7 separate regions of the Homo sapiens genome follow, and all the other regions are linked to region 2. The links are chromatin loops, found by intact Hi-C in ENCODE. Cell type or tissue: mammary epithelial cell. All regions are shown on one strand. Each heading gives the region's core, and the rest is flanking DNA. Links, peaks and the distances in the headings are about the cores only. Region 1 has its middle 76 kb from the start of MKKS. Region 2 has its middle 7.3 kb from the start of PARAL1. Region 3 overlaps PAK5 (p21 (RAC1) activated kinase 5). Region 4 overlaps SLX4IP (SLX4 interacting protein). Region 5 has its middle 16 kb from the start of MIR6870. Region 6 overlaps MKKS (MKKS centrosomal shuttling protein). Region 7 overlaps JAG1 (jagged canonical Notch ligand 1).

What was found. Peaks named below come from ENCODE experiments on the same cell type or tissue, not always from the same donor. Only the 100,000 strongest peaks of a DNase experiment are listed, where the experiment ranks them.
Region 1: a loop joins it to region 2, with 13 times the contacts of the local background. A loop is called at or near these places in 9 of 110 quality-filtered maps.
Region 3: it touches region 2 in a loop (7-fold over the local background); 24 of 110 quality-filtered maps call a loop at or near these places.
Region 4: a loop joins it to region 2, with 10 times the contacts of the local background. A loop is called at or near these places in 25 of 110 quality-filtered maps.
Region 5: a loop joins it to region 2, with 7 times the contacts of the local background. A loop is called at or near these places in 3 of 110 quality-filtered maps.
Region 6: it touches region 2 in a loop (20-fold over the local background); 92 of 110 quality-filtered maps call a loop at or near these places.
Region 7: a loop joins it to region 2, with 9 times the contacts of the local background. A loop is called at or near these places in 6 of 110 quality-filtered maps.

What each region holds. Positions count from the first base shown.
Region 1 is chr20:10,355,740-10,360,152 of GRCh38, forward strand. No RefSeq gene overlaps it. Among named protein-coding and RNA genes, the nearest start is that of MKKS, 76 kb to the right of the region's middle. In mammary epithelial cell, for the core only: a CTCF peak has its summit at 2,424; no DNase peak of the experiment used is centred there.
Region 2 is chr20:9,976,837-9,981,249 of GRCh38, forward strand. No RefSeq gene overlaps it. Among named protein-coding and RNA genes, the nearest start is that of PARAL1, 7.3 kb to the right of the region's middle. RefSeq lists an enhancer at 585-1,784. In mammary epithelial cell, for the core only: a CTCF peak has its summit at 1,735; a DNase peak (open chromatin) is centred at 1,755; H3K27ac peaks cover 876 bases.
Region 3 is chr20:9,614,497-9,618,909 of GRCh38, forward strand. The region is part of intron 3 of PAK5 (p21 (RAC1) activated kinase 5); the gene reads right to left. Among named protein-coding and RNA genes, the nearest start is that of LAMP5-AS1, 100 kb to the left of the region's middle. RefSeq lists an enhancer at 1,936-2,125. In mammary epithelial cell, for the core only: CTCF peaks have their summits at 2,738 (motif pointing right) and 3,641; no DNase peak of the experiment used is centred there.
Region 4 is chr20:10,534,464-10,538,876 of GRCh38, forward strand. All of the region lies in intron 2 of SLX4IP (SLX4 interacting protein), which reads left to right. Among named protein-coding and RNA genes, the nearest start is that of SLX4IP, 100 kb to the left of the region's middle. In mammary epithelial cell, for the core only: a CTCF peak has its summit at 2,185 (motif pointing left); a DNase peak (open chromatin) is centred at 3,568.
Region 5 is chr20:10,631,527-10,635,939 of GRCh38, forward strand. No RefSeq gene overlaps it. Among named protein-coding and RNA genes, the nearest start is that of MIR6870, 16 kb to the right of the region's middle. In mammary epithelial cell, for the core only: no CTCF peak of the experiment used is centred there; a DNase peak (open chromatin) is centred at 1,785; H3K27ac peaks cover 271 bases.
Region 6 is chr20:10,424,747-10,429,159 of GRCh38, forward strand. All of the region lies in intron 1 of MKKS (MKKS centrosomal shuttling protein), which reads right to left. All of the region lies in intron 1 of LOC128706665, which reads right to left. The region is part of intron 1 of LOC128706666; the gene reads right to left. Among named protein-coding and RNA genes, the nearest start is that of MKKS, 7.3 kb to the right of the region's middle. RefSeq lists a silencer at 3,517-3,566. In mammary epithelial cell, for the core only: a CTCF peak has its summit at 2,548 (motif pointing left); no DNase peak of the experiment used is centred there.
Region 7 is chr20:10,652,283-10,656,683 of GRCh38, forward strand. JAG1 (jagged canonical Notch ligand 1) reads right to left here. Exons shown (of 26, transcript NM_000214.3): 5 at 4,116-4,176; 6 at 186-316. Among named protein-coding and RNA genes, the nearest start is that of MIR6870, 4.8 kb to the left of the region's middle. In mammary epithelial cell, for the core only: no CTCF peak of the experiment used is centred there; a DNase peak (open chromatin) is centred at 2,499; H3K27ac peaks cover 1,737 bases.

The DNA of each region.
Region 1 (4,413 bases), core at 301-4,300, 380 kb after region 2:
TTTATTTCCATCCAATTTCCAATTGACTCATTTACATTTATTTCACAACACTAAAAAGGAACTATTGAATGTTTGTTGGAAAGGCCTTTGGATTGCAAGTTAGTGATAGCCATTTCATTGTAAAGCAGAAACACAAAGGTTTATAGAACCTATGTGTAGTTTATATAGTCTTTTATGCTTCCACTGTATAAAAGAGTGATCAATATAAAATAGAACCATAGAAGCAATGGACTGTAGATAGAAGTTTGGAAAGCAAATAACTTGAACAAATTGGTTTTGGTGAAAAATAATGTACTCTGATTATCCTAACCCCAAAGTACACATCATCCCTAGAGTGCCACATGACCATCCTGGGCATTTCTTTTAGAATAATATAAGTGCCTAAGAAGCCTCAGGAACTTGGAATAAAATCAATTAGTATTTGCTGTAATTTCCATAGCATGTGTGACCCTTGGGTTGAAGAGTTAAAAAGAAATGTATGAAGCCTAGCCAAGAAGTCTACAGTGGAGGAAAAAGTATTTGTCTCAATTTTACTCCAGAAATTCTGTTCTTGAATGGGAATGTAGACAAGAATGAAGAAATTCATTGAATGAAAATACTAATTTATATCCGTGGCACTTAGTCAACTAATTTGTTTCAGGCTTTTAATAGTTGAAAATGTTGGACCAGCATTTATTTACTTTTGTTTTTTAGAGATGAGGTCTCACTATGTTGCCCAGGCTGTGCTCAAACTCCTAGGCTCAAGTGATCCTTCTGCCTCAGCCTCCCAAAGTGCTGGGATTATAGGCGTGAGCCACTGGTGCCTGGCCTAGATCAGCATTTCTAGAGTCCAACAGGAGTGTTAGTGTTTTAAAGAAGAACGTACCTTAATGGTTTTCAAATTCTTCAGGCAGCAAGTCTGGAAATCATGATGCTTTTTGTGGAATCTCATGAAATACTAATATATTTAACTCATATTGTGGCAGACTGGCTCCATGCTCATTACTCTTGTTTCTTTTCCTGGCACATGTGACAGCTCCACTTTCCAGCCTCCCTTGACCTTCAGTTGGAGCCATTTGACTGGAGTATGACCAATGGAGTATATATAGAGGTGCTGCTGACTGGACACATGACCAGATGCACCATCTCTTTTCCCCTTCTGTGGCAACCACAGAGGCCACACATTACAGAGCATAACATGAAGGAAGCACAGAAGCCTGAGTCGCTGCTTGAAGGAGAAACTCCCAGGGGGCCAAATAACCAGAAAATTCTACCTTGGATTTTGCTTAAATAAGAAATAAATCTTTATTGTGTTAATCCACTGAAATTTGGAGACGATTTATTACAGCATTTAGTGTTACTTACTGTGATGGTTAATTTTAGGTGTCAATTTGCCTGGATTAAAGAATACCTAGAAACCTGGTAAGGCATTTGTATTAGTTCATTCTCACACTGCTATAAAGATACTATCTTAGACTGGGTAATTTATTAAGAAAGGAGGTTTAAATGACTCACAGTTCTGCATGGCTGGGAAGGCCTCGGGAAAGTTACAATCATGGCGAAAGGCGAAGGGGAAGCAGGCACGTCTTACATGGTGGCAGGAGAGAGGGAAGAAGGGGGAAGTACCAGAAATTTATCAAACAACCAGATCTCGTGAGAACTCACTCACTACCACGAGAACAACATGGGGAAAACCACCCCCATGATCCAGTCATCTCCCACCAGGTCCCTCCCTCGACATGTGAGGTTTACAATTTGGATTACAATTTGAGATGAGATTTGGGTGGGCACCTAGCCAAACCATATCAGCATTGTTTCAGGATGCATCTGTGAGGATGTTTCCAGAAGAGATTAGCATGTGAGTCTGGATGAACTAGGTGGGGAAAGTGGTCTGGCATCATCCAATCTGCTGGGGGACGCCCCAGAGAACAAAAGCAGAAAAAAGGTGAATGTATCAACCTATCTGCTGGAGCTAGGATACACTCTTCCTCTCTTGTCCTTCAACAACATATATATATCTTCTTGACTCTGTCTCTCTGAAGAACTCTGATACACTTACTCTAACTCAGTGTTGTCAAATATAGCTTGAATATAGGCCTTCTGATATTGTAAATAAAGTTTTATGGCAACACTACCATGCCTGTTTGTCTGTGTATTTTCTATGGCTGCTTTTGCACTACAGTGACAGGGTTGAGTAGTTGCAGCAGAGATCTCATGGCACACAAAGCCTACAGTGTGTACCATGTGGCCTTTTAGGAAAAAATTTGCTTATCTCTGCTCTAATTAATATACCTATGAATGGTAATTTAGCTCCAAATTTTATATTTGGTTGTTTAAAATTTGTTTACATATTAATAAAATGTTGACTTAAATTAATAATTAGCATATTCTTACAATTTGCAAAAAAGAAAACTCTGACCATAGCACATGGTGGCAAGGCTATGAAACAATAGGGACCCCTATAGGCCACTATGGGTAAATTACATATAAATTAAAACAACTTTGTAAAATAAGCAATATCTTAAATGGATAAGTTATGGCATAGTTATAAAATGGGATACTGTACAGGCTGGGCTCATTGGCTCATACCTGTAGTCTCAACAGTTTGGGAGGCCAAGATGGGAGGATCACTTGAGCCCAAGAGTTAGAGATCAGCCTGGGTAACATAGTGAGTCCCCATTTCTACAAAAAATAATAAAAAAAAAAATTAGCTGGGTTTGGTGGCATGCACCTGTGGTCCCAGCTACTTGGGTGTCTACAGTGGGAGGATCCCTTGAGCCTGGGAGATAGAGGCAGCAGTGAGCTGTGATTGTATCATTGCACTCCAACCTGGGTGGCAGAGGAAGACTGTCTCAAAAAAAAAAAAAAAAAGGAATACTAGAATACTATACAGTAGTTAAAAAAAATGACCCACAGTTATATGCATCAACAGAAATAAATCTCACAAATATATGTTGACAAAATACAGCAAGTTGAAGAAAATTTCATACAATATATTACCTTTTAGGTAAAGTTTTAAAAGATGCATAAAATTCTGCATAATTTCTTAGGGATACAGTCATGTTTGAAGATAATTGCAGGGTAATATCAATCACCAAATTTAAGATAGTGGTTCCCAACCAAAATGCCCATGAATGATAGACTGGATAAAGAAAATGTAGCACATAGACACCATGGAATACTATACAGTCATAAAAAAAGATGAGTTCATGCCCTTTGCAGGGACATGGATGAAGCTGGAAACAATCATTCTCAGCAAACTAACACAGGAACAGAAAACCAAACAACCGCATGTTCTCACTCATAAATGGGAGTTGAACAATGAGAACATATGGACACAGGGAGGGGAACATCACACACTAGGGCCTGTCAGGGGGTGGGGGGTAGGGGAGGGATAGTATTAGGAGAAATACCTAATGTAGATGACGGGTTGATGGGTGTAGCAAACCACCATGGCACGTGTATACCTATGTAACAAACCTGCACGTTCTGTACATGTATCCCAGAACTTAAAGTACAATTTAAAAAAAGAATAAATAAATAAATAAATAAATAAGACAGTGGTTTCTCCAAAGGGAGGGAGTTGTAACTGGGGGAGAGAATACAAGAGTTTCAAATGTAAAGGTTAAATTCTACTTCTGAAGCTGGGTAGTGGGTACATGTTATATTACCCCTGTGCTATTCTTTATACTTTTTTGATTGTTTTTAAATGTCACCATAAATTTTATTTTATTAAAAAATAACATTTAGTACAATATAAATTGCTTTAAGTTTATAAAACAGAAATGTTCAATTAAATCAAACACTTGCTTGGTGGATTTGTTATCATGAGTAGACCATGAGCTCATCCAACTTTTAAAAACGAAAATACAAATGGAATTATTTGCATTCAACGGAAGGTGCTGCTATTTGGACCTTGGATTAACTCAGTCTATAAATAACCTCGAAAAAATAATAAACAACAGTCTTGAGATCTTATGCATTGATTCATAGTAGAGGTTATTTTGTAAAAAGGCTAAGATAACTTTGCCATAACCTAACTGTATACTCATACTACAAAAATAATTCAGTTGGCTTAGGTTCAAAATCCAGCCACAGTGTCGCTATTGTGCTGAAAGGTCTTTGCTTGTTGTTATTTCTCACTACTTCTGAAATCCATTACAACCCTTTGGTTATCTTCAGTGCTGTTGGTTCTGTCTAATTATTCCCTAGAGATAGACTAGAAAACACAGATATGAAAGTAAGGCTTGAGATTTTAATGACAGCAGGTTGGAGGTGGGCAGTGAAAGTGACTGACAAGTAGATGATCTTTCTGCATAGACTCTATGCCAAATAAGAAGGTCTACAGTCATAAACATTTATATATTGACAACTTTGGATATAATAATTCTAATAATAGCTTTATAGAGTTTTACAGAAACAGTAATTAATAGA
Region 2 (4,413 bases), core at 233-4,232:
CTGCCTCTCCTGTTTCCCCTTTCATCTCCTTCATCTCTTCCTCCTCTGCCACCCCTGAGAGAGCAAGACCTATTTCTCATCTTCCTCCTCCTCTTCAGCCTATTCAATGTGAAGATGATGAGACTGAAGACCTTTATAATGACCCAGTACCACCTGATGGAAAGTAAATATATTTTATCTTCTGTAGGATTTTCTTAATAACATTTTCCTTTCTCTAGCTTACTTTATTATAAGGCTACAGTAGATAATACACATAACATACAAAATATGTGTTAATCAACAGTTTATGTTATTAGTAAGGCTTCTAATCAACAGTAGGCTATTACTAGTTAAGTTTTGAGGGAGTCTAAAGTTATACACAGATTTTAGACTGTACAGGGGGTCAGTCCCCCTAACCCCTGCTTTGTCCACGTGTTAGCTAAGAATAAAAAGCAGTTGTGTCTCCCATCAGTCCTTTCCTTGTCTTTTGCTTTTAATGCCTTCGTGTAGCTCATCAGCAACAGCCTGGGTTCTTTCCACTCGCACTCTTGTCTGAAGTCTACCTTCAGTTCCTAGGCATTCCATATGCCCATCACCCAGTTGCTGTGAAGGTTAGATGCCAAATGGCTTCCAGCCACTCTTTCCCCAGAGGACTACTTTCAGTGCAGAAGGGGTGTCTTGCCAGGAAAGTTTTGTCTTCCCTCTGTGTAACCATGGACAAACAGCCAGTGACTGAGTGATATAGGGACATAAATCTGTGATACGGCTTATGTTTTAGAGCTCTCCCTATGGGATCTGCCTGAGGCTAGACCTTACCTAAGACCACATCCTTGCAATCCTTTCTCATCCCTTTTAATCCCCTTGAGGGTTTACCCTGAAGAGTGCTTTCTCGGTACATCACACACACAGAGGGATCCCTGTCCTAGGCTCTGCTTTGAGCCTGCACTTCCTGTGCTGTGATTTGATAGTCTCTGTACTAATTCCATCTTCCCTTCCCTTGTTTTTCAAACATTTCACATCCCTTATTGTGTGTGAGTCATTGCTTTTATGTGGCCCAACATCAGGAAGCTGTAGGTAAGACTATTAGTGCTCACTTTAATTATTTCTTTAGAAGTCATTCTGGGTCTGAAGATCATTACACCCAACTTCAAAGCAATCTTGACTCATATTTCATCCAGTCTATTTCACAATTCTGCAAAAGTAGGAATAAAATAGAATTTCCATGCTTTCTCCAATAAGGATCTTTAAATAAATAACATATTCATAAAGTTCTCCCAAGATTCTATTGTACACAAATACCAAGTACAACTTGTAGTTGTACTTAAAAAAGAGTAGTTGCGTTTAAAAAAAGAAGTTGACATCAACTCATAACTCTAGCATGTCTATTCCTGAAAGCAGAAACAATACTTGAGGCTAAGGAAATAAAACAGAATTAGGTTAGTTAGTTAGCTTGTGTTATTAAAGTTAACTTTAGATCCCTCCTAAGATGAATCACTTATTCACCCTCTACTGACACAATTTGTTATTTTGAAGAAGAGAGAGTTTAGGAGCTAAGAAATGGTTTATTTTAAAATATCTTTTTAATAGTGGTGAGCTTTTGAGCTAACCATAAAACTGCTGTACAATAAAGATGCTCATTAAGATAACAAAGGTAGGGCGATTAAAGTGAAACTGTGAGCTGCATCCTCTGTATCTGTATATGAGTCGTTAGGAAAATCCTCGTGACAGCAAACCAACAGAATAGGCAATAGGTGGTGCTGTTGCTATGTGTAATGCCTAGCAAAAGACAAGATGACGCATAAGGGGAAAATATTTGCCAGAAAGAGCACAAGACAAAAACATACCCCTAACTTCTGAATTCTCCAAAAGATGGCAGTGTCATTTCTTTGTCTCTCTTGTCTGAGCTCCACCACTTATCATTGTCTTGTTGAACTGAAGTGCTCAATTTTTGTGTTCTAGGCCAAAGCTATGGCCAACGTGCCATTTTTATATGAAGGTTGAAAGGATTCAATAGATCTCTGATATTGCTCAGCTGATCCGAAAAGACATCCAAATGCAGAGGAGATACAGATACCCACTGGAACAGGGGTCTTTAAAAATAGAGGATGTCCAGAAACTCCTCAGAATACATTGATTTCTGTAACATTTGGTAGAATTATTCCACAGTTATCTTTTGGAAAAGAAATGAGAAATATTTGGGAATAGTTCTTGAAGTTTGTTATATGATCTGGCTCTGTGTCCCCATCAAATCTCATTTTGAACTGTAATCCTAGTTGTAATCCCCACATGTTGGGGGAGAGACCACATGGGAAGTGATTAGATCATGGGGGCAATACCCTCATGCTGTTCTGGTGATAGTGAGTGAGTTCTCACAAGATCTGGTGGTTTTATAAGAGGCATTTTCCCCTTTCACTCTACATTTCTCTCTCCTGCCACCATGTGAGGGAGAACATGTTTGCTTCCCCTTCCGCCATGATTGTAAGTTTCCTGAGGCCTCCCTATCCATGTGGAACTGTGAGTCAATTAAACCTCTTTTCTTTATGAATTACCCAGTCTCAGGTATGTCTTCATAGCAGCATGAGAACGGACCAATACAGTTTATAAAATAAAAAGATAATTTGCAATAAACTTCCATAAAATTCAAAATAGTTTTCAAAAGGAGCATTAGCTATGCTAAACAAAAAAGCAGCAATATGAACAGTTAATAAATAGCAAAGTCTCTTTAAAGTATTGCTTTAGGCATGCAGAATGGATTTTTTTCTTTTTTATCTGTGATGGGATTTATCATCCTAGTGTTAGTTTAGTCAAATCAGTCTTCATGGTTTAGAAAGATGTCCAGCTGTGAAAAGGAAGTCACCTTGGGATTAAAATTTGACACAAATGATCAACAAAATGGAGAATATTTTACCATATTGGACATGCATTTTCAGACAGATTTGTGGAGATAAATTGTTTCTGATTCCAGTGGTCACACAAGAAGATACTGGCCTCTTCAAACTAATTAATTGAGTATCTTCAATTATTGCTACCCCTTGAAGAGTTGCAAACAAAGAAAAATAAGTTGCATTGTACAGTATAGTGAGAAATAAGGAGCAACAAAAATGATGCCTCAGCTGGGCATGGTGGCTCACACCTCTAATCCCAGCAACTCTGGAGGCTGAGGCAAGAGGATTGCTTGAAGTCAGAATCTGAGACAAGTCTGGGTAACACGGCAAGACTCCACCTCTAAAAAAATTTTTTTTAAATAAATACATAGCTGGGCATGGTGGTGTGCAACTGTAGTCCCAGCTACTTGGCAGGCTAAGGCAAGAGGATTGCTTGAGCCCAAGAGTTCGAGGCTGCAGTGAGCTATGACTGCACCACTGCACTCCAGACTGGGTGGCATACTGAGACTCTGTCTCTAAATATATATATATATATATATATATATATATATATATATATATATATATATATATATATATGAAAATAATGCTTCATAAAGTTTGTAAAGTTCTTTCTATGCACCTGATAGTCTAAGCAACTTTTTAAGATAGGCAAGATCATTAATACTGCCAATTTAAGTTTGAATATTCAAGGCACTTTTCCAGCACTTTATACTTATTAAATTATTTAATCTTGTAATGGCCATATGAGGTAGGTATTATTATTGTCCCCCTTTTCCAGCAAAAGAGACTGAAATAGAAAAAAGTTAAGTTGCTTCCCAAGGATATACAACAAGTAAGCTAGCTGGAATTAAAACTCAGATAGTCTGAAAAACTCACACAATCATTGCATCATCATTTTTAGAGGTAAAAATAGACATTAAAGTTTATATAACAAGCTATTAAAGATGCAACTGAATTTAAAACCAAGGTATTAATGATTTGTGGCCTGATGGTCTTCCTTGAGTTACATTCCATTTTTCTTCGGATAATTCCTGACTTGCCAAAAATTACATTCCCCTTGAATATAAGTGCCATCTAGACTGGTCTACACAGAGACTGTGGTAGGCTGGTATACCACAGATATTTCTCTGCACTTGACCACAGTGCTATCTGGAATTTCATGCCCACCCATCTCTGTAGGCTTCAGAATAGAGTCAGCCTGCTCTTGCAAGACTCTTCCCAGATACAAGTTCTCATCTGAGAAGTCTATAGTGGCCAGTTTAATGCTGACCTCAAGGAAGAAGGGGAAAGAGAGTGGTCTTCAGACTTTAAGATTCCAGACCTATCTTCACTTTGGCAAGAAAAAGGAAATTACTAGATGATTGCAAGTATAGGCAATATAGCATTCCTGAAAGCAGCTTGCCCAGTCTCCAATATTTTCCCAAGGATACGTAAGCATGATAGGACAGAAGTGTAGAAGTCTCAAATCTTAAGAAAATAAGATATTGCTCTCTTTAGCTAAAGCTTTGCTGAGCTTTCTTGGTTTACTCCTGTTCAAGCAGTTCTT
Region 3 (4,413 bases), core at 284-4,283, 360 kb before region 2:
ATGAATGTCAAAATTAAGCCTAGCCACATTGTTTTCAAACTACAGAAAAATCAGATAAGGAAAAAAATCCCAAAAGATGCCAAAGGTGAAAAACACCTTACTTCCTTAGAGGAACAAAGGTAAGAATTTCATCTGACTTCATGGAAACCATGCAAGCAAGAAGACAGTGGAGTGAAATATTGAATGTGTTGAGAAAAAAACTCCACCAGTCTAGCATTCTATACTCTGTGACATTATCCTCCAAAAGTAAAGGAGACTTAAAGGCTTTCTCAGACAAACAAAAATTCAGGGAATTTGATGCTAGCAGATCTGCCTTGTTAAATGTTCAAAGAAGTTATTCAAGGCAATAAAAATTGTTATAGGTCAGAAGGTCATATCTACATAACAAAAGAAAGAACATCAGAGAAGAAATAAGTGAAGGTAAAATGAAATTTTTAACTTGTTACTCTTAATCTAACAGATCAATTTGTTCAAAATTATTGTAGCCACAATGTATTAACATATATACAAATGTGCTACCGAGCCATGAAAAGATATGAAGGAAACAAATGCATATTACTAAGTAAAAGAAGCCAATCTGAGAAAAGCTATGTAATATATAATTCCAACCACAGGACTCACTGGAACAGGTAAAACTAAGGTGGCAATAAAAGGATTAGTGGTTGTCCGGGGTTAGGGTGTGGGAGGGATGAACAGGTAGAGCACAGAGGATTTTTTAGGGCAGCGATTCTTTATGATATGACAATGGTAGATACAGCTCAGACACTTGTCAAAACCCATAGAATGTGCAAATGAAAAGTGAACCCTGATGTGAACTATGGACTTTGAGTGATAATGACGTGTCCATGGAGGTTCTTTGACTGCAACAAACATGCCACTTTGGTAGAGAATGTCGATCAAGGGGGAGGCTGTGCATGTGTAGGGGCAGGGGGCATATGGAAATCTCTGTACTTTCCACTTAATTTTGCAGTGAACCTAAAACTGCTCTAAAAAGCAAAGTCTATTAAAGAAAATTCACAATAACCTAAAACAGATGTAGGCTAGATTTGGCCAGAGGGCTACAGTTTGTCGAATCTTGACTTAGAATAAGTCCTTCGTTGAAGAAGTAAAAACTATAACAAAAACCACCAACCAAAGTGTGTTCCAGTTACTGCTGCTGCATAATAAATCACCCCCAAACAACTCTTTGATTTTGCATAATCGTGTGGGTCAGGAATTTTGGAAGGGCATCTGCTGGGCAGTTGTCGATCACTGTAGTCAGATATTGGCTGGGGCTGCAGCCACCTGAGGGCACAAGGGCCAGACATCCATGATGCTCACTCCCGTGGCCTGGCAGCGGATGGTGACTCTTGTCTGGGGGCACAGCTAGGCAGTCTGCTGGAGCACCACATGAGGCCTCTCCAGCATGGAGTTTTCTCAATGCTGCATGCTGCCCCCACAGCAAGCAACCCAAGAAAACCGGTGAAAGCTACATGGCCTTTCCTTTTCTAGTGCTGAGAAGCCTCAGAGTAACTTCTTCCCCATTCTTCTGGTTACAAGAGAATCAGGAGCCAGTCCCACGTCAAGGGGAGGGAAGGTAGACACCACCTCTGATGGGAAGCATGTCAAAGACACTGTGGCTAATTTTTAAAATAAAGCAATGTTGAAACTACACTCCATTGTACTTCTACCTGGAAGCAGGGGATGGGTAGAAATGAAATTAATATTTATCACTATGAACCATGCATGATGTCAAATACAGTACACATGTTAGCCCACAACAACTTCCTGAATTAAAAAGGGCAGTTCCTATATTACAGATGAGGAACTGAAAGCACAGAGAGTTTCAGGTGCTCCTCAAATTACGCCAGTAGCGAGTAGCAGATTCTAATGTCAACGCCAGATGTGCCCAATGTTCATCCTTCCAGACTATTTTATGCTGCTGGAAACACGGCAAAGACAAGTAGCATGTTGGGAAGGGAATCAGCGTTCTCTTCGGCTAAAGCCTTTGTGTTCTCTATGGTAGGGTTTCTCAAACTTTAACACATATATACATCCCCCGGGCATCTTGCGAAAATAGATTCTCATCCTTCAGGGCTGGGCTGGGGACTGAGATTCCACATCTAACAAGCTCCCAGGGGATGCTGCTGCTGCTAGCCTGTGGCTTGCACTGTGGGATGTGGGGCTCTATGGCACAGCAGGGTGATAATACACTGGGGTGCAGTGCCCAGACAAGGCCCAGAGAGCCAAGCAAAGCATGCGTCCTTCCTTAGGGGCCTGATAACCTTCCCTATTCTGGGGGCAGTGAGAGTCTAAGGATAGAAGTCCAGGGGTGGGTAGTGGGTGGAATGTGGTTGAATTCCTTGGCAGTCTGTCCCACAATGCCAGTAGGCATAGGAAGAAGTTAGAAATTGCCATTTTCTTCTGGGAAAATCTTTTTGTTTATTCTTTCACTTTGGTTTTTCTGGAGTTGTACAAAAATACGGATAATTGCAAAAAGCTGGACTATTGCAATTGTGTGTGATTCAGACAGAATAAGCCTGAGAGGCATAACTGAGTCCAGAAAAATGCCAAGTCATAAATCAAAAGTGAGATCAAACTAATTATTCCAAGTGAGTCGATGGCACAACACTTGTTTATCTCAATACATAATCGGCTTCACTAATTAAAATGCAAATTCGATTGCATTTATAACTGGTAACCCTGCCAAGTTAAAGCTTCAATACATCTGATGTGTGAGCTGTACGAACTTTTCAGGGACACTAGGTGGCGCCCGTGTACTTTTCTTGAGAAAGCCAGGCTGCTTTAACCATTTAAAATTTCAATCAGTGGAAAGAAACGAGTTAGCCCAGTGGTTCTCAAAGACATTGAGTCAAAACTCTGGGGATTGGGCCCCAGATCTGTACGGTAAGTAATTCTTCCCAGACGATTTTATTTTTATACCAGTTGGTTAATGTAATGACATTGGAAACAGCTAGCACAGTTAAGCGCTTAATTGCTTAATTGTAATATGATAAAACTGAGGCTGAGAGACTTACTCAATTTGCAGGGATGAGACCCAAGAATCCCAATCCTTTTTTTTTTTTTTTTTTTTTTTTGAAATGGAGTCTCGCTCTGTCACCCAGGCTGGAGTGCAGTGGTGCGATCTCGGCTCACTGCAAGCTCCACCTCTTAGGTTCGCGCCATTCTTCCGCCTCAGCCTCCCGAGTAGCTGGGACTACAGGCGCCCACCACCACGGCCGGCTGATTTTTTGTATTTTTAGTAGAGACGGGGTTTCACCGTGTTAGCCAGGATGGTCTCGATCTCCTGACCTCGTGATCCACCCGCCTCGGCCTCCCAAAGTGCTAGGATTACAGGCGTGAGCCACGACGCCCGGCAAGAATCCCAATTCTTATCTGAACAGCTCTTCTACCAAAGCACGAAAAATAAAAAAAGTGGAAGTTTACATGAGGTTTGTTGTCAAAGCATCAAAGATACCTTTAAGCCTCTAAATTGTGTCCTGAAATTGAAGATACATCTCAGAAGAAAAGGTCGAACCTATCAAAAGAAACGCTACAACGAATTAACATTCAGTGGAGGTAATATTAGTATAAGGAAAAATAAACATTATGTAAGCATGTGACAAATAGGCTTGTAATGTGGCTCTCACACAACTAGATGACAGCATACTCCAAGGAACATACAGCGCTGGGCGACACTATCAAGGGAGAAGGAACAGCTCTAGGAAGTGCCAGAACATACAGTAAATACTACATAACTCCAAAGAGTCAGGTACCCCCCCAAGTTTTAACCCCTCTAAATTATAATCAAATTGATAAAACATAGCTCCACTCCATGTGGCTACAGAGTTTTCTGTTAAGATCCCCTGCCCAGTGTTATTGCTGAGACATATGTTGATACACAGGACAGACTATTACGGCCTGGAACTTTTTTTTTTTTTTTTTTTTTGAGACAGAGTCTCGCTCTGTCACCCAGGCTGGAGTGTAATGGCACAATCTTGGCTCACTGCAACCTCTGCTTCCCGAGTTCAAGTAATTTTCCTGCCACAGCCTCCCGAGTAGCTGAGATTGCAGGCATGTGCCACCAGGCCCAGCTAATTTTTTTTTTTTTGTATTTTTAGTAGAGATGGGGTTTCACCATGTTGTCCAGGCTGGTCTTGAACTCCTGACCTCGTGATCCACCCACCTTGGCCTCCCAAAGTGCTGGGATTACAGGCGTGAGCCACTGCGCCCGGCTGGAACTTATTTTTAATTCAATCATCAAATCTTTATTGAGCAGGGTGACAGGTACAGTTCTATAAGTACAAGCAACTTAAGGAAAAGCTGAGATGAATCGATATTTTCATAACATATCATATGTTTCAGGACTGGAGGTTTTAAGAGGAAGAAAGGAAGGTAGAAAGTGGCTTCTCTCAGATTCTTTTCTCTCTCTTT
Region 4 (4,413 bases), core at 232-4,231, 560 kb after region 2:
ATGCTGCCTGCAAGATAAAGGGTGAGTTGCCCTGGTCTGGAGCCTTAGAAGGTTTCCGTAAAGAAGGAGCCTCGAGTCAAGCCTGAGCCTAGGGGAAGGTGGGGTAGAAGAAGGAATGGGGAGCTCCTTCCAGCAGAGCCAAGGTCCTTTCTGCTTTGTCCTGCTCCGTGTTCAGCTCCTGGCGCAGGGCTGGCGTCTGGGGTATGCTCAATAAATTAAAAACGAGTGCATGAACAGAGGCCAGCAGGGCTGGAGCAGAGCACAGGGGACAGTGGGTTGGCATGGTGCTGGAGAAGCTGGCAGGGGCCAGACCTCACAGAGGCTTGTAGGTTATCATGTACTTGTAGGAGACCACATAGGTTACCATGAAAGGAGACCACATAGGTTGTTATGAAAATCAAGATAATTTTTAGAGCAGAAGGGGGAGCTATTAATAATTACGCCTGGATAGAAAGGCGTAAAATGCAACTGACTTGGGTGTACCGGGATATGGTCAACCTCTTACCAGCTTCCTAGGATTTTAGTCTTTATTCTGAGAGGAGTGGAAGGCCCCTCCAAAGGTTTTTAGCTGGGATGAGGTTTGGGGTGTGGAGGCAGGGCATGGCATGATCGCTCTGGCAACAGACTGGTAATAGATTGAAAGTGAGTTGTTGCAGGAGAGAGACCAGGGAAGACGGTTGCAGAAGGCCAGGCTGGAGCAGGTGATGGCTTGGCCTGGAGGCATGGAAGGGGTTAGAAGTGATGAATTGCAAATGGCTGCTGAGGAAGGGAAGTGTTGAGGTCTCAGAATTGGATAAGTCCTAGTGCCACTGGCTGAGTCAAAACAGGAGGAGGGAGCAGGTTTGGAAAGAACGTGCAGGTTTTGTTTGTTTTTTTGAGGCAGAGTCTTGCTCTGTTGCCCAAGCTGGAGTGTAGTGGTGTGATTTTGGCTCACTGAAACCTCCGCCTCCTGGGTTCAAGCAGTTCTCCTGCCTCAGCCTTCCAAGTAGCTGGGATTACAGGTGCGTGCCACCATGCCCAGCTAATTTTTGTATTTTTAGTAGAGATGGGGTTTCGCCGTGTTGGCCAGGCTGATCTCGAACTCCTGAGCTCAGGTGATCCACCTCCTCGGCCTCCCAAAGTACTGGGATTACAGGCATGAGCTACTGCGCCCGGCCCAAGAACATGTAGTTTTGTCTAGGGTAAGAGTCAAGGTATGAACTTAAGAGGTTTCATCCTTAGTCTCATGAATTCCCAAACCAGGAGAGAATAATGGAACTACCTGTGTTGCATGCACATTCATGCTCCATCCTCACCCCTTCACCCAGGTGTTCACTACTCACATATGCCTGAATTTTATTAACTAAAAACAAGTTCTTTCCTTCACTAGAGATGAATGTGTTTAAAAAGCAAATATTGAGTAAATTTGCATAGCAGATCAAATGCTTTCAAAGGGGTAAGGATTTTGGAGAATGCTTTGTTTTGAGAAAGCCTGAAGACCCTGAGCTAGAGACACACTGTTTAGAAAGATGAGCCTGGAAACACTAGTGAGGGAGAAAAGCAGAAATGAGCGCCGGAGACTCCACCAAGGGAGTCCGAAAAGTCAGGGCACTGTGGGTGAACTTGAACCTGAATGTAGAATGGCTCTTACGGTATCTATAATTTGCAAACTTCTTATATACTATTTACATAATAGTTCTCCACTTAGAGATCTTTAACACACCTTCTTGTTTTTTGGAATGTGACAAGTTTTATAGCTAGTATGGACAGGAGAGAGGATAACTTTAAAATGTGGTGAATAGGGCTGGGCGCTGATGGCCTATGCCTGTAATGGCAGCATTTTGGGAGGCTGAGGCAGGAGGATCGCTTGAGCCCAGGAATTTGAGGACAGCCTGAACAACACAGCAAGACCTTGTCTCTTTAAAAAAAAAAAAAAGGATTAAATAAATATGGTGAGTTGGTTGCAGTGAGCAGTGCTTCTGTATCATCAATTAGAAATATTGCAACGGTTTGATCTCTCAGTCGCCTGTTAGTTCATCCAAGGAAAAGGAAAGGCAGAGAGCCTTGTTTCTTTGCATGTGTGACACTCAGAAGCCAGCAGTTCTGCAGGCAGTTTCCTAAGGTCTGGCTCCCTTGGCAAACGTTACCTTGGCTGCAGGTAACTTTATTCTTTGTGAATAATGCCAGCCTGGCCACCGTTGCCCTCTTCTGGTAAGGGGCTAATGCTACAAACGTACTGAGTTTTACAAGGAAGGAAAACTCAAGCTCGATTTTCACTTTGGTCAACTGTGCTATGCCAGCTGGCATAAATCCCTACAATGAAATGAATGTTTGGTTTAAAATGTTGTAATGTATACTCAGACCATGGAACCATGTGAGGGTCTAATCTTATTTACAGTTTTGGCTTTGAGGACTACCTTGGGTATCCATATCATTTCCCACAGTTGGGCCACTTTCTGTTTGGCAAAAAAGATTTCTTTCAGCCTTTTCTCTGCCTGTGAAACCCTGTCTGGCTGCTTCATTAGCTAACACATGTGTGAATTTGCATCATTGATAATGGCAGCAAATGCAAGGAATATGGTTTTAATCAAATTTTAGTATCTAATATCTCTGAAGCTTAGGGCATAGAACATTAGAGGCCTGGGATAAACAATTCATATTCAATAGCAGCATTTTAGCATTTCTTGGTGACATATTTACACAATTTATAATTTAGAGATGAGTTTATGTTACATGGTAAAACTTGAGAATATGCTGAAATAACGCACTGTGTTGGGAGGGGGCAATGAAAATATGGGGCTACTATGGCAGTTTATGCAGGAACTACTTTAAGGGCAGTCCTTGTTGCCCTACCCAGTGCTTAATTTTTTGTGACCAATCTTTGGTTGGCACCTCTCTTTCCCTCCCCAACTGGGAAGAAGGTAAATACTCCAGTCAACTAAGTGGGCTTTGTGTTTAATGGAACCCGTAATGAATACTTACAAAGGAAACACTGTTTCGTGAGGCATGTACTTCCTTACTATAACTCTTTTTAAAATTTAGATTCTTAAGTAATCCATTAGGTTGCAGTTTGGCCCGAAGAGTATCACAGATAAAAGCTAGCTACCATACTCGTTTGGATTATTAGGATCTAAAGACATGATGTTGATCTTTTTATGCTGGATCAGTTTGATATTTACAGTTCAGTTGATTCATGTAATTTTTCTAGGAATTGAATAGCAACAAGAAATACATCTAATATCATGATCTCCTTATGACATTAATAATACATGAGAAGAATCTTTAAGTTTTACCCTTATGCAAATGCCCCATGCAAATTACCCAAAATAAAAATGGTTAGGTAACAAGGTCTCTCAAGAGAAAGGACAACATGATCATTTAGATTTTGACAAAAGTAATGAGATAGCCTATTTTTTAGATGTTGTCTGTTCACAATTCCTGAATTTATTTTTTAATTCCTTTCTCCCTGCCTCCATCCCTTCTTTCATTGATTTAGGCCCTGTTAAAAGCTAACAGTGATATAAGAATGCTTTATAGAGCTGGGGTAGTTTGTCAGCTGGCCAGGTGATGAATCATGGAATAGAATTCTTTCTGTGACCAAATTAAACCCTAATCCCATGAAGAAAGCAGTCATTGACAACTTCTGGCAAGGTAAAGACTAAGAGGACCCTTTCTTTGTTGTTCCGGGCAGCTGGGAGGATGAGCAGCATCCACACTCTTTGGCTGAGCATTTTGTAGTACCTCTTTGACCCAGGGCCATTTGTACCTCTTTTTCTTCCTCCTCTTGGCCTTTGATCCCTACAAATTCTCCAGGGCTAAGTCAGCTGGCTCCATGCAGAAGGTTTTAGACAAGGTTTCTCTACTTTGGCACTAATGACATTATAGACCAGATGATGCCTTGCGGTGGGAGCTGGCCTGTGCAGTATAGGGTGTTCAGCAGTATTCCTGGAGTCTACCCATTAGATGCCAGCTGTGACAGTCCTAAATGTTTCCAGACATTGTACACAGGGAGGAAGGGAGCAAAATCACCTCTTGATTAAGAATCTAAAATTACAGTTCTAGATTCTTATTGATAAAGCCCTTCATCTTTTTTTTTTTTTTGAGACAGAGTCTCACTCTGTCGCCCAGGCTGGAGTGCAGTGGTGCCATCTTGGCTCACTGCAACCTCTGCCTCCTGGGTTCAAGCGATTCTCCTGCCTCAGGCTCCTGAGTAGCTGGGACTACATGTGCATGTCACCATGCCCTGCTAATTTTTTGTATTTTTAATAGAGATGTGGTTTCATCATGTTGGCCAGGCTGGTCTCGAACTCCTGACCTCAAGTGATCCACCTGCCATGGCCTCCCAAAGTGCTGGAATTACAGGTGTGAGCCACCGCACCAGACCTTCTTTGGCTGTATTATTTTGAGGTAAACTGTATTGTCACATTTCACCAA
Region 5 (4,413 bases), core at 265-4,264, 650 kb after region 2:
AAACTGTGTTCTATTCTCATTATTCGCAGGCTGTAGACAGCTGTCGACACTCACAGACCACACACTGTTGTAGACTTCAATTAGGCACCAAGTTTTGTACAGTCCTATAGTTCATTCTTGTCTTAAATGAGCTTTTCTTTCTCCTGCACCGGAAGCCGGCTCTGAATTGATCAGGGAAAAAGCTAACAACGATTTGTATAGTCACAACCAAATACGACACCTACAAGTGACATAGCTGGTACGATCCTTTTTAGAAGAAGCCTATGTTAGTTTTCTATCCCTGTGTAACAAATTACCATAAATTGAGAGACTTAAGACAACATAAGTTTATTATCTCACAGTTTTTGACACTTAGCTGGGTCCTCTGCTGAGGGTCTCAAAGGCTGAAATCAGGGCGTCAGCCAGGCTGCATCCTCATCTGGATGCTCAACCAGGGAAAGGTCCACTTCCAAGCTCCCTTGTTGGCAGAATTCAGTTCCTTACATTTGTAGGACTAAGATCCGCATTGTCCCGCTGGCTGTTGGCAGGGGACTTCCTACAAGCCATTTCGCGGGTCCTTGCCACATGACCTCGTCCATTTCATTAATGGAGAAACCTTGGCATTGAATCACTTTCATGCTTTGAATCTCTTTGACTTCTCCTTCTGTGACTAGCCAGAGAAAACTCTCTGCTTTTAAAAAGCTCCTGTAATTAGGTCAGCCCTACCTGGATAATCTACATTTGAAGGCTAACAGATTTGAGACTTTAATGACATCTGCAAAATCCCTTCACAGCAGTACCAGGATTAGCGTTTGATTGAATAACCAGGGACCAGGGAGCTTTGGGAGCCATCGTGGAGTCCTGCCTACGACCAGATCCAACAGCACTTAGCTCTTCTCTGACAGGCCCAGTTTAATGGTGTAACGGTGAGAAAGTAGACTGTCAGTTGGAATCTAGCTGAATTCCTTAATCTTTTAATGGTTACTTAGAGCAAATACTGAAAGCAGTGTTCTTTCCTTTACCTGTAGCCCTTTTCATGAATATTAACTATAGTGGCACACATTTATTGTCACCATGACAGATGAGGAAACTGAGGCACAAAGAATTTTGGAAACTTTCCCAAGTTAGTAAATGGCAGTGCCTAGAATCTGGGTCTGGCAAACCTCAAAGCCCAGAAACTGTGTTGTTAGAGCACACAGGTGGAAAATTTCAAACCAGGAGCTGGAAGGAAGAGCTGCAGTTGGAATCAAAGAAGTTTCACTCCAGAATGCATGCTCTTGACCACTAAGCACACAGCCTGGCTTTGCACACCAAGAGGGTGAAAGTAACAGTCCAGTGAAGGAAGGGTCAGGCCCACGTGGAGGCTGAATGCTCTGCAGGAGATGTTCAGGACCTCTTTTGTAACTGCACTGCAGCCAACACTGTCCGACTGAGAGCTCACAGGAAGCACGGAAATGACAGGGCGTGGAGGTGGAGAAAGCCAGAGATTGTGGTCCCTCCCGGCCCCTTCCCACTCCCTTTACTTTACTAGAGGCACTTTTTTCTTAGTTTGTTGCAAACCTGTAGGACATGTCACGTTTGCGCTCTTCCTTTCTGCTTTATGCCTTGAATTCTTTAAAAATTCTTCTAAAGTAACATCACTGCAAAGCCAGAGAGAGCCCCTGAGGGTATCTGATTGTTCATGTCCTGAACTTGGAGGGTTTATGTTTCTGTCTTGGGGATGGGGTTTTTCCAAGTCACTCAGTGTGGGTGCCTGGGCGCAGAGGAAACTTCTACATAGAATGTACTTCTGGCCTACCCTGACACGACAAACAGGTTGTGGAGGAGTAGCCTTTTGGGGATGTCAGGTGGAGGAAGCAGAGCTGCCCACAGGCAGTTCCAGGAACTCTCAGGTGTGTCTGAACTGGCCCAACCGCACACTGGACGTGGCGAACTTCATCACATTCAAGCGATCTGGATTTTAGTCCTGTTAAATGCTCAGGTGTTTTTGTGGTGATAACCTGGAAGGAAGCTGCCAGGGGGAGTGGGAGTGGTTAGAGAACGTGGGATGAGGCCTAATGATAATTGCAATCACCTGACACTGGCGAGGACCCTGGCACCTGCATCTCAGCCCCGGTGAGCAGCAGTGTGGTTCTGAAAACACCTGTAAAATGTGCATGTGTGCATATGCGTGCACACACACAGGCAGCAATAAGACCTAGTGAGGCTGTTGATTTCCTTTCTGAACCTCTTTTCCTGCAACTCATTTTAATTCTATGAAGCAAAAACTAAAAGGGAAATCAGAAACTTCCCAAGAACAAAGGAACAGCCTACAAAGGAGCAGGGCTTAATCTTCCTTTGATGCAGAAAACACCTATTGCTCCTGGGTTTATACAGATGTCACTTTCTAGGCAGAACCAGTTCAGATTGGCGACACTGTCGTAGCAGTCGCTTCCTGTGACCTCCCTTGAGACTTTGCATCCATTTTTGTGAAGTGCTGATCTCCCAAGGTTTTACCTTTTAAAATCACACTAAGGGCAGGATGCCGGCATAAACCTCGCAAATTCCCAGAAGAGGCAGAAAACACAGCAGCCCAAGAAGCAGGAGCCCAGAGTTCTAGTTCTGGCTATTGCTAACTCTGTATAACTTCAGACAAGTCCTTGAACCTCTCTGGGCCTCAGTTTCCTCTTCTGGGAAAGTAGTGGGGGTTGGATCCTTTGATGGATAAGGTCCTTGATTGCATTAACATCCTGTGATAAAGGTGTTTCACATGTAACATCTATGATAAAGGTATTTCAACTGCACATATCTCAGCAAGGGTGAACTAAAACAGCTTTTCACTCTTCAGGTGCAGAACAGAGGGGGCGAACCTGTTTGGTTGACTGAGTAGTGATTAGGAAGCCAGCTGCAAACTTGTATTTCCCCCGAGGATCACCGATGAGCACCACCAGCCCTGCCAAGAGAGCTTCTCTTTAAAACAAAGCTGTTACTTTCATGTTGCTGGCATCTGCGTTTGCTTTCTGGATAACTCAACCCTTGGGTGCCCTGGTGTGGATATTTGCAGTGCGGGTGGGTTGGAAAAGGCAGCAGGCAGACCTCAATTCAAGGTTCTTACTGGATTTAAGAGCCTTTATTCTCCAGGTTAATTTTCCTGACTTGCGTATCACAGGTTAATACTGGACCCAGGCATAATGATACATAATTTGAGACTTGTAAAAGCTGTCTTGGACTTGAAAGAAACACACTCTAAGCCAGGAAGGTTGTGCCCAGCATGCAAGAGCAAGTAATACAGGTAGAATATATGTCCAAAGCAAGAGAGCCGCACCCTTTTGACATGATCTCAGAGGCTGCCGGGCAGGGTTTAGGCTCCTCGGCTGCCAGGCAGCGATACCACGGCGGCCCTACAAGCATCACTCCCCCCAACCTGCTCTTAGTTTTATTTTAACAGCCATTGGAAGGCAATGGTTCGCAAACGGAAATTCGTTATTTTTAATAGACCCCGAAATACCTCGTGGATTTGAAGTGATGCAACAAGATTGCCCTAATGGTTTCTAAACTTTGTTTTTAAGACTTCTGGGGCCAGAACTGTAGAGAACTGCCTCAGGGCACCCTTCTAGCTCAGATAACCAAGCTGTTTGTTGGCATTGCTGGAGACTGACATACCCTGAGCTGGGATGTTTAGCTGCTTGTGGGGTGGAAAAAAAATGTTAAGAAAAATAATTGTTGTTTTTGCAAACTATCTATTTAAAAACAGAACCTCAGGAAGCAGATTTCTGTTCCAATGCTTGGATGAATCAGAGCTTACAAAGTATAAATACACATTAGCAGGAGGAGGCTTCCCATAACCCATGTGCTTGTTGTATGTCTTCCCAGACCAGGAACCTCTGAACTCCTGTTTCTCATTCCCAGTAGAGGCAAGAAAGAGACCCACAGTCGAAACGGAAATGGTGGAGCATTGCTCAGCCCAAGTTTCAAAGCCCGAAAGGCCTGTAGAACTTTTTTTTTCCTTTAAAGGCAACTGGTTTTTTGCTGCACCTTTGCTCACTTTGGAGCAGACAGGTGTAAGCCATTTGGAAAGGTGGGAAACCCACGCTCTGGCCCATTTTGCTCCTTGCTACCTAAGAAATATTACAGAATAAGTTCATTTTGACTCACTGACCCCTCAGATCAGCTAATAGGCATGAAGCACTTAGACCACATCTTGCTCAAGGGGCGGTGTAATCATTTTACTTAAAAATGATGTCAGGTGGCAATTTAGCAACAAACTGGCTTCCAGGCTATTTAATTCAGTTTAACAAGGAAGAAAAACATTATAATTAGTTAAGAGCTGGTACTGTAGCACTTTAGCAGAGTTGCTCCCAATTTTTAGAGTGCATGAGTCGGGGAGGAAGAGCGAGCTTGTCAAAAATTCAAATTCCCAGGCTCCACTTCTGGTGCATCTGGTCTAATAGGGTC
Region 6 (4,413 bases), core at 175-4,174, 450 kb after region 2:
GTTTTTTACAAAATGAAAATTAGAGCAGGGCACGGTGGCTCATGCCTGTAATCCCAGCACTTTGGGAGGCCGAGGCAGGTGGATCACCTGAGGTCAGGAGTTTGAGACCAGTCTGGCCAACATGGTGAAACCCTGTCTCTACTAAAAATACAAAAAATTAGGCTGGTGTGGTGGCAGGCGCCTGTAATCCCAGCTACTCGGGAGGCTGAGGCAGAAGAATCACTTGAACCTGGGAGGCGGAGGTTGCAGTGAGCCAAGATCATGCCATTGCACTCCCACCTAGGCAACAAGAGCTAAACTCCGTCTCAAAAAAAAAAAAAGAAAGAAAGAAAATTAGCATTACTGTTCTTTTCTAATAAATATAGTATAGTATAACCTTACTTTTTAAAGTTAGCAAATATAGAAACAAGGAAAAGAGAGCTAAAATCTTTTGGGTGTAACAAAAATGTGATCATGATACACATGCTGTTTTGTAATCCCTCTTGCAAAGAATATAAATCTCCATTATCATTTTTAAGAGCTATACAGCATTTGATTATAATGGCGATATCCTAATTTGACCAATCTGTGATTGAAAGAAATTTGAGATTTTTCAATGCTTTATTGCAAAATATGCTATGGCAATAAATATTTGTGTAAATACTCCAGAGTCCATGCTCAAAGCCTCTATGTGCTGCTTTTCAGAATTAACAAATTTCTTAAAAATTAACTCATTTTTCAAATGAACTTGACAAGAAAGTTTTTAAAACCTTGACTTTTAGAAAGGTTCATGATACTGAGAAGCAGACAGACTGGGAGATCCAATTTGTGAAACAAACTTAAGCTATTTACAGTTTGCCTTGAGATGGTCCTTCCCTCAAAACACTTGGCAAGTTGTTCCAAGAGGCATGGACTGTCTTGTAGAGATTCTGAGTCTAAAACAAAGATTTCTCAAGAATAAGCTCAAAATGATCAGATTTGATGAGCAGTAACTGGTTAATCCCTAAAATAAGTTAGTGTTTGATGCTCATTTATTGAACTTTTCAAGTTTGGAGCAAAGCAACAAGAGAAATGAGATTTTTTCCCTTCCTTACCCTCTAATGTACTTGCCACTGCCCTTTCTTTCTTTCCTGAATCTTCTTTAAACATATTTCTAAAAAAAGACTCCTTTAGAAGGATAGAGAAATCAAGAGACATGAAATGAGATTAGTAAATTTTAGATCAAGTAAAATAGAGTTGATATTTATAGTTTCATTTACTAAAATGTCTTTTGTTAAGTTTAGAAAAAGTTTAGAGGCAATCTTAATGTGGATTATGCTTTTCATATTCTTCTCTCAAAAGTATGGTCTTAAATTATTCAAAAGTTTCATATTTTTCATTTTGTTTTGCTTTCATAGCAACTTTATGAGATCATTTTATAAATGAAGAAACATTAAATGATTGATTCTAAGATTACTGTCAGTTAACTGTGGCATTCAATTTAGATGTGAAGTCTTTAAAGTCTTGCCTAGTACTCTACTAAGCAATTCTTCAAGTCAAGAATTAGTGCCCCAGCTTGGGCAGTACTGTCTATCAGGATTTCCAGTGTGTGATCACGGATGAGGGGAACATTTGGAGGGCGTGAGGCACACCCTTGAGGATCACTGAGGTCAACTAGCTTGGGGCATCATGCCTGGCATGTTGTTCTTTTTTCTTTTTTTGGGACAGTCTCACTCTGTTGCCCAAGGGGGAGCGTAGTGGTGTGATCTCGGCTCACCTCCGCATGCCAGATTTAAGGGATTCTCGTACCTCAGCCTCCCAGGTAGCTGAGATTACAGGCCCACGCCACCATGCCCGACTAATTTTTGTATTTTAGTAGAGACGGGGTTTCACCATGTTGCCCAGGCTGGTCTCAACTCCTGGCCTCAAGTGATATGTCCGCCTCAGCCTCCCAAAGTGCTGGGATTACAGGCATGAGCCATGCACGCCCCGTGGCATGTCCTTGGCTGATTTTCATGTCAGGTATATAAAAGGTTAACAGCTGTCATTTCACTTGTCCAAAATTAGAGGGCATCTTACAGTTCTGGAGGTAAGAAAAACAAAAAAATTAGAGGGCAAAAGAGTCTATATCCTCCAAAAACACATCCGTGACCTACTAATGGTTGAGATTAGCTGGGTTAGTTCAGTTTTCTTTAATTTAGTTCTCAGTATAGAATGACAGCAAGAGATTAATGAACAGAAGAGGGAGAACTTGCTATGCTTCTACCTCATTATAAATACTGTAATCTTTTAGAGTAGCTTAAAGGCCAAGAAAAGAAAACACTGACACACACACACACACACACACACACACACACACACACACACACACACACAAAGTAAGGTTAAGGGCAAAAAGGCAAGCAAGCTTCCTAGAACTTCCCAAACAGCTGGATCTAGCCATCAGATTATTCTATCTAGCATAGTATTAGTTAAAGCCATCAAGTTTTTTTAATTGCTTCCTGCAAAATTAGGCCTAAAATAACTTGGATGCAGGGAATGTTACATCAAATGTTCTCATTTTGCCTATTGGGCTTGCTGGGCGCCATCTGCTGGCCTTTTGGACACAGTGTAAAACGGATTCTTTTTGGTCTTAATTGCTGTTGTGATTTGAAAAAATTGTAATTTTTAAAAACTTCCACTGAATGTAATTTAATCATGAGAAGAACATTAGATAGAATATTAAAAACCAATTAACCCAGCTCTTGTGATAATGAAACTTTATGAAGTTTACTGGAATTGTACTATGCCTTTTCTTTTACAATGACAATGTTGGCTTTAGGTATTTGTGAATTCTTCATTTCTGAATTCTCATCATCAACATTCAAAAGTTATTTTTTATCCTCAATTTTTAATACAGCAGTTTGAATTGTGGCATTTTTTCTGTGTACACAATAGAAAAGACTGCACGTGGTCTTCAACTGTGCTATGAAATGAACTGACATGGTAAACAGAACAATCGTTTTCCTTTTTCTTTTCCAACTATATCACCTAAAATAACACTCATTTTGCTGGACTTCTCCAGTCTTGTAAAAACACACACCCCAAAAACAATACTGTAATTCTTAATGAACCCATGGATCATAATTGAGTTCTAAAGTTTCCATTCTGCAAATCCTACCACCTTCCCCACCAAACCATTCAAGGTCAGCTTGACCTATATCCAAGAGCTGGGCTGCTAACAGCGTAACTGAGTCAGGAGTGGATCTGCAGTCAGAAGGCCGAAACAGGTATGCGTAAGTATCTTATGTCTTTTGCTATTCCTCCCTGCTCATTGCTGTGAATTTAATGTATTTGTAAATAAAAAATATACTGAAAGCATCATAAGTCTTATATGGGGGTTTCACTAATTGTAGGCAGTCTCAAATATTAAGCAAGTGATTAACAACTAATGAGAAGTGAAAACTAGCTTACCAGCAAGCTGTGGTTTATCACAATGGTTGTAGTGGTTTATAGAGTTGTCTGAGAATCCTGTCCCCTTTCACTGTTTTTACACCCTGGCTGCCATTTGATGCTGGTGATTGGTGGAGGAGAGGGGAGTAGGTATCATGCAGATAGCCAGATTGTTCCAGATCAGATACCTAGATGAATGGGCCTTTAGTGCTACAGCAAACACTTTATGTTCCTGGTATGTTCTGAATCCCTAAAGAGCCCATTTCTACCCTTCATCATTTTCAAGATTTTAATTGTATGCTCCACCTTCATTTCTGCAGATAACCTATTGGCCAGAGGACATTATAGCTCTTTAGGTATGAACACCTCTAACTTGTTGTCCCCTTATGTGCACCTTAGCTCTCAACTAAATCTTCTTTCAGCTGGGCGCGGTGGCTCACGCCTCTAATTCCAGCACTCGGGGAGGCTGAGGAAGGTGGATCACTTGAGGTCAGGATTTTGAGACCAGTTTGGCCAAGATGGTGAAACCCCATTTCTACCAAAAATATGAAAAATTAGCTGGATGTGGTGGGTGCACCTGTAATCCCAGTTACCTGGGAGGCTGAAACAGGAGAATCGCTTGAATCCAGGAGGCAGAGGTTACATTACAGTGAGTCGAGATCGCGCCATTGCACTCCAGCCTAGGTGACAGAGCAAGACTCCGTCTCAATAAATAAATAAATAAATAAAACTCCTTGCCTGCTGTCAGAAGAACTGGTATTCCTATTACCTGTGTTCCAGTCCCACTTTCTACTGTGTCTTTGGGGTTCTAACTTCATTATCCCCTCTCATCTACCTCCAACCTTCCACTCTTAAGGGCCTTTCTCTTTTGCATAACTATGACTATTTTTCTCCACTGAAAAGAGTCAAAAACAAATTCCCTAAGGCAACTGCCCTTTACCATCTTCCTTCCCAGTACTACACAATCTCTTTCCTTTCAAATAATGCATCTTTTCCTAGTCACTTCCCATTCCATCTTCAAAC
Region 7 (4,401 bases), core at 1-4,000, 680 kb after region 2:
GCCTGTGAAGATGGCGAACCCACCATGTTTCTAGCCCCAGTCGTCTTTTAAAAAGAAAAACCAGAAAACCCACACAGCATTCAAGGAGAATTCAGAATAAAAGCCCCTGCCAATAAAATTAGAAACCAAATTAGTGCCATCCCACCCCCAGATCCCACCCTGGGTCTCATCCCTAAGGGCCATACCTTTGTCACAGAGCTGGCCGCCCCAGTTGGTCTCACAGAGGCACTGCCAGGGCTCATTACAGATGCCGTGGACGCATCCCGGGTGTGGGATGCACTTATCACAGTACAGGCCTTGCCAGCCGTACTGGCACCTGGAGACACACAGCACACCTCCAGGTTAGCCTTTTGAACGTTAAGAGACACCTGTACAATTCAAATGGAAGACTGCAAAGTCCAGGCTTTTTCTGTTTTGTTTCTGGGGACAGGAAGGTAGACTCCCAAGGCTCATCAGGGGCTCCGTATAAACAAACATTTTCACAGTTGAGCTGAGGTCCCCTCCCAGCCGACTCCTGACAAAAGGAGGGCTGTTTGGGAAGAGGCCAGCATGGGGATGCCCTTCACAAAGCCACTCTCTTCTCAGGCTCACACGAGTGAGCCAAAGGTGAAGGCATGGAATAAATCAACCCGTGCACCTAGTTGCGACAGACTATAGAGGAAAGGACTCTCTCGGTGACAAGAGAGCTATGCCAAAGTCTCTGCAGACGCTGCACTTGCCACTCTGCTCTTTGTCTGCACAGAAAGTCATGACCCCAGTGCACAGAAATGCAACAAGCCACCAAGTGCAGCAGGAAACTGCCTCACGATGACGCTTTATTTAAAAAAACAAGGAGAGAAAGGGGCACCCTCCCTTGGCCAAAGCCAGAGTAGGCTCTCTAAACCCACTTCTATAGGGAAGGAGAAGGAAATGACAACACTTGGAACCAACTCCATAATTTGTGTCCCATTACTGTGTGCTAATTTATAGTGATTTCTTGCTTTGCCAAGAAAAGAAAAAAAAAAGAAAGCAGTCTGCTTAATTTATCTAGTATTGGCGGAGTTGAGGTTCTTTTATATAAGCACCTTGATTAATCATACTCTTTTGGGGCCAAATAGTGCCTCTGATCCCCAAGCAAAAACAAAAACAAATACAACAACTTTCATCTGGGGTGGGAGAGGGGGCAGCGTCTCAAACCACTCTCCCTTGAATTTTCAAGCCCTCTGAAACTTTAATTGCCTTCTCAAGAGCCAAGCTTTAACAAGGGTGGGGGAAGGCAGGGAGAAACATCAACTAGCCTCCCGGTGGAGCGTGGAGGGTGGAGGGTGGAGGGTGGGGTGCGGGTGGGATGGGCAACATGTTTCCAGAACGGGACCTGGGAAAAGCCACGATCAGCGCCAACCCCCTAAGCTGCTCAGCTGTAACTCTGGAAAACAACCCCCGCCCCCTCTAGCTCCCCAGAAGGAAAGGCTTTCGGTTTCCCAAGAGCGGGAGGCAGGCTAGCAAATCCTTGTCATGGGAAAATTATAGGGATCTAGCTAATAGCTAATCACCCACGGCTGAGAGTCAACTTAACCCCTGAGAATACTGACTAACCACTTCCTAACTTCTGAAACCAAGCTATGCACACCCACATGCAAAGAAATCACTAGAATGTGTGGTTTAAAGTTAGACACTGGATTCTGGTTTATGTAAAATGGAATGTCAACGTGACAAGTGACTAAAGGAGTAAGATAAGAACAAAATTACAATCTAAATAATTTCTCAAAAGCGGACACCCACGTTAGTGGGAGGTAAGGGTGTAGCCATTCTGTCAAGGCTGATATTCTTAGCCTGAAAGATAGTAAGAGGGAACTGATTACGAAATGGCAATATTCTCACCGTCTTCCCTTATTCTCTTCCAAATTCAGGATCACTAGCCCTCTTCAAGTTGCCTCATAAAGGCAAGGAGAGGCAGCTGAGGACCCAACCTCACCTAATTAAAGAGACCTCAATCCCCAAGCATAAAAAAGCAACCACAAGAGGCCATGGATGACTTCAAAAGAAAACAAATAAAAATACTGACCCTAAAAGAGGCACCAACCAAGTTATCCCAGTTTAATAATATATGATTAAGATTCTCATGAGAAATTGAAGTGACTTTCCTCAGATGATGATTCATAATTAAGTTTGATATTATTGGCAGGCTTGCAATAAGCAAGCATGTATACCCAGGGAAAGGGACTCAGTCTACTTGGGAACAACAAAAACCAGTAAATTTTCTCATGTGGGGGTGAAAAAAAAAATAACCTGTGTAATACATAATCCAAAAGACAACTTGCAGGTAACTTGCCATTCAACTATTTCTGCAGCAGGACACAACCTGAACTTCCTCAGCGTGAAGGTTCTGTTTTGACTTTCTTTCAAGGTAGGGAGGGAAAACTGGGCTGGGAGACTATGCAAATGATGTGTGGGAAAGTCGCACCTTAAGTAAATAAGGCCATCAGTGCGTGTCTGGGCAGGGAGAGGGAGGTGGGACTTCGAAAGAGAAAGGGCTAAATTCTGGAAACAAAGCCTGTTGTTCTGGCTGGGAGGGCCCTCCCCTGTATAGCTGTATGTGTGTTCTGATGACAGCAGCACAAATCACAGTCGGCCTCCGCTGATATCCATCTGAGCAGGCAGCAGGCTTGGAATCACTAATAGCACTGCCATTGGGACTTTCTCCAGAACACCCTTAATTAGGAAGAGTTAAGGTAGGTGGATTCCTGCTCCGCATTGGACAGCAATGCTGTTAAATACTACAGTCCATCGCCACCAATGGGAGACAGCAGGAGAAGCCCCTCAGCCTTCCAGGAAATAAACTATCTTTCTGAAGTGTAGGAAGAGACAATTCGGGACAACCAGTTCTTAATTTAGTTCCATGTTCCCCCTTGCATGGGAGGGGAACAGACGGAGCGGTGGAATCATAAAGGTAAAGGCCACAGATAGTTCTCTTTAAAGGAGTAGCCTCAAAATTTACTAAGCAGCAAAGTCATGTGGCCAGCTTGTCAAATGCAGACTCCTGGGCCAAACCAAGGACTAGGATTCTATGGATGTGGGACGGAGCCCACGAACCTGCATTTTAACAGCTCCCTTGTTAATTCTGGAAGTTACACTTTGAGTACTGAGGTCTGGGGGCAGTGATTGCTGATGGTTCCATCAGCAGCATCGCTTGGGAGCTTGTTAGAAATGCAGAAACCTGGGCTCAGCCCAGACCTATAGAATCAGGACCTGCGTTTTAATAAGAGCCCCAAATAACATTAGTTTGGGACATACTGGTTTAGACTATGTTTCATAAGATTCCCTTTACTCATGTCAGAGTAGCTTTGGGGGCAAAAGTGACAGGCTCAAAGGATCCATTTAGCGTTACTCCTTAAAATTTGGGAGGAGGGAGAGCAAAGCATTAAGACTGCCAAAAACACCACAGACACCAACAATATTTCCCAAAATAAGCCTTTTCCAAACGGGCGTAATATAAATTTCAAGAAGTTCCAAAACCCGCCATCGTGAAGTGGTCAGGGCAGGCCTCCCTTTGGCTTCCGCATTGTTCCTGGACCATAAAGGAACAGACTTCAAAGGACTGCAGCAAAAGTCTACATTCATCAGGCTCAACTGACAAGATTCCAGGGCAGCCATTAACCTCTCAGCACCAACCCAGCTCCCGCCTGCAAAGGGGCCAGGAGATTGGACTAATCCCATTCTAAAGAATGCTGGACTTTCGCCTATTGATGGGAAAAGTCGGGGAGGGGGCTGGGAGAAGAAAGCCTTGGTGGAAGAGGAGAGAGACGCAAAGAAACAAGCCCACATCCCTCCATCTAGCCCATCAGCACTATAAGGGAAGATTATAAAAATGTGTTATCAATTTACAGAACAGTTAATACATGAAGTCACTGGCTATGCCCAAAGAGTTTCTTTTTATTCCAAGAGAGAAGTGGTGTGTGCATTCCACCAGACAGCTGGTATAATTTAATAAGCTTCGGATGTGTCTATCTGAATTTTTTTTTTAAAAAAGCTTTCTTGTTCTCCAAGGAAAAAAGAGGCATAGTCACAATAAAGTCAGTTCCTCTCTTACATAAAGGAAAATTAAAAGAAATCTCACAAAAGACCAGTTGATTTACCTGCAGTCACCTGGGAGTTTGCAAGACCCATGCTTAGGACTGCAGCCTTGTCGGCAAATAGCTGTAAAAAACAGAGAAGGGCGTGTCAGCACACTGCCTGTTCCTTGCATCGCCCCGGTCATGAGAATGGCCCATTGCATTAAAGTCTGCAAATTCCACGATTTTAACAGGTCTCATATCAAGTCCCTTGTAAGGAGAGGAAGATGGGAGGGGCCCAAATAACAAAACCAGCTTTAAACTTCAAGGCCTTGTTAGCAGATTCTGAAAACATGATATTGTTTGGGGA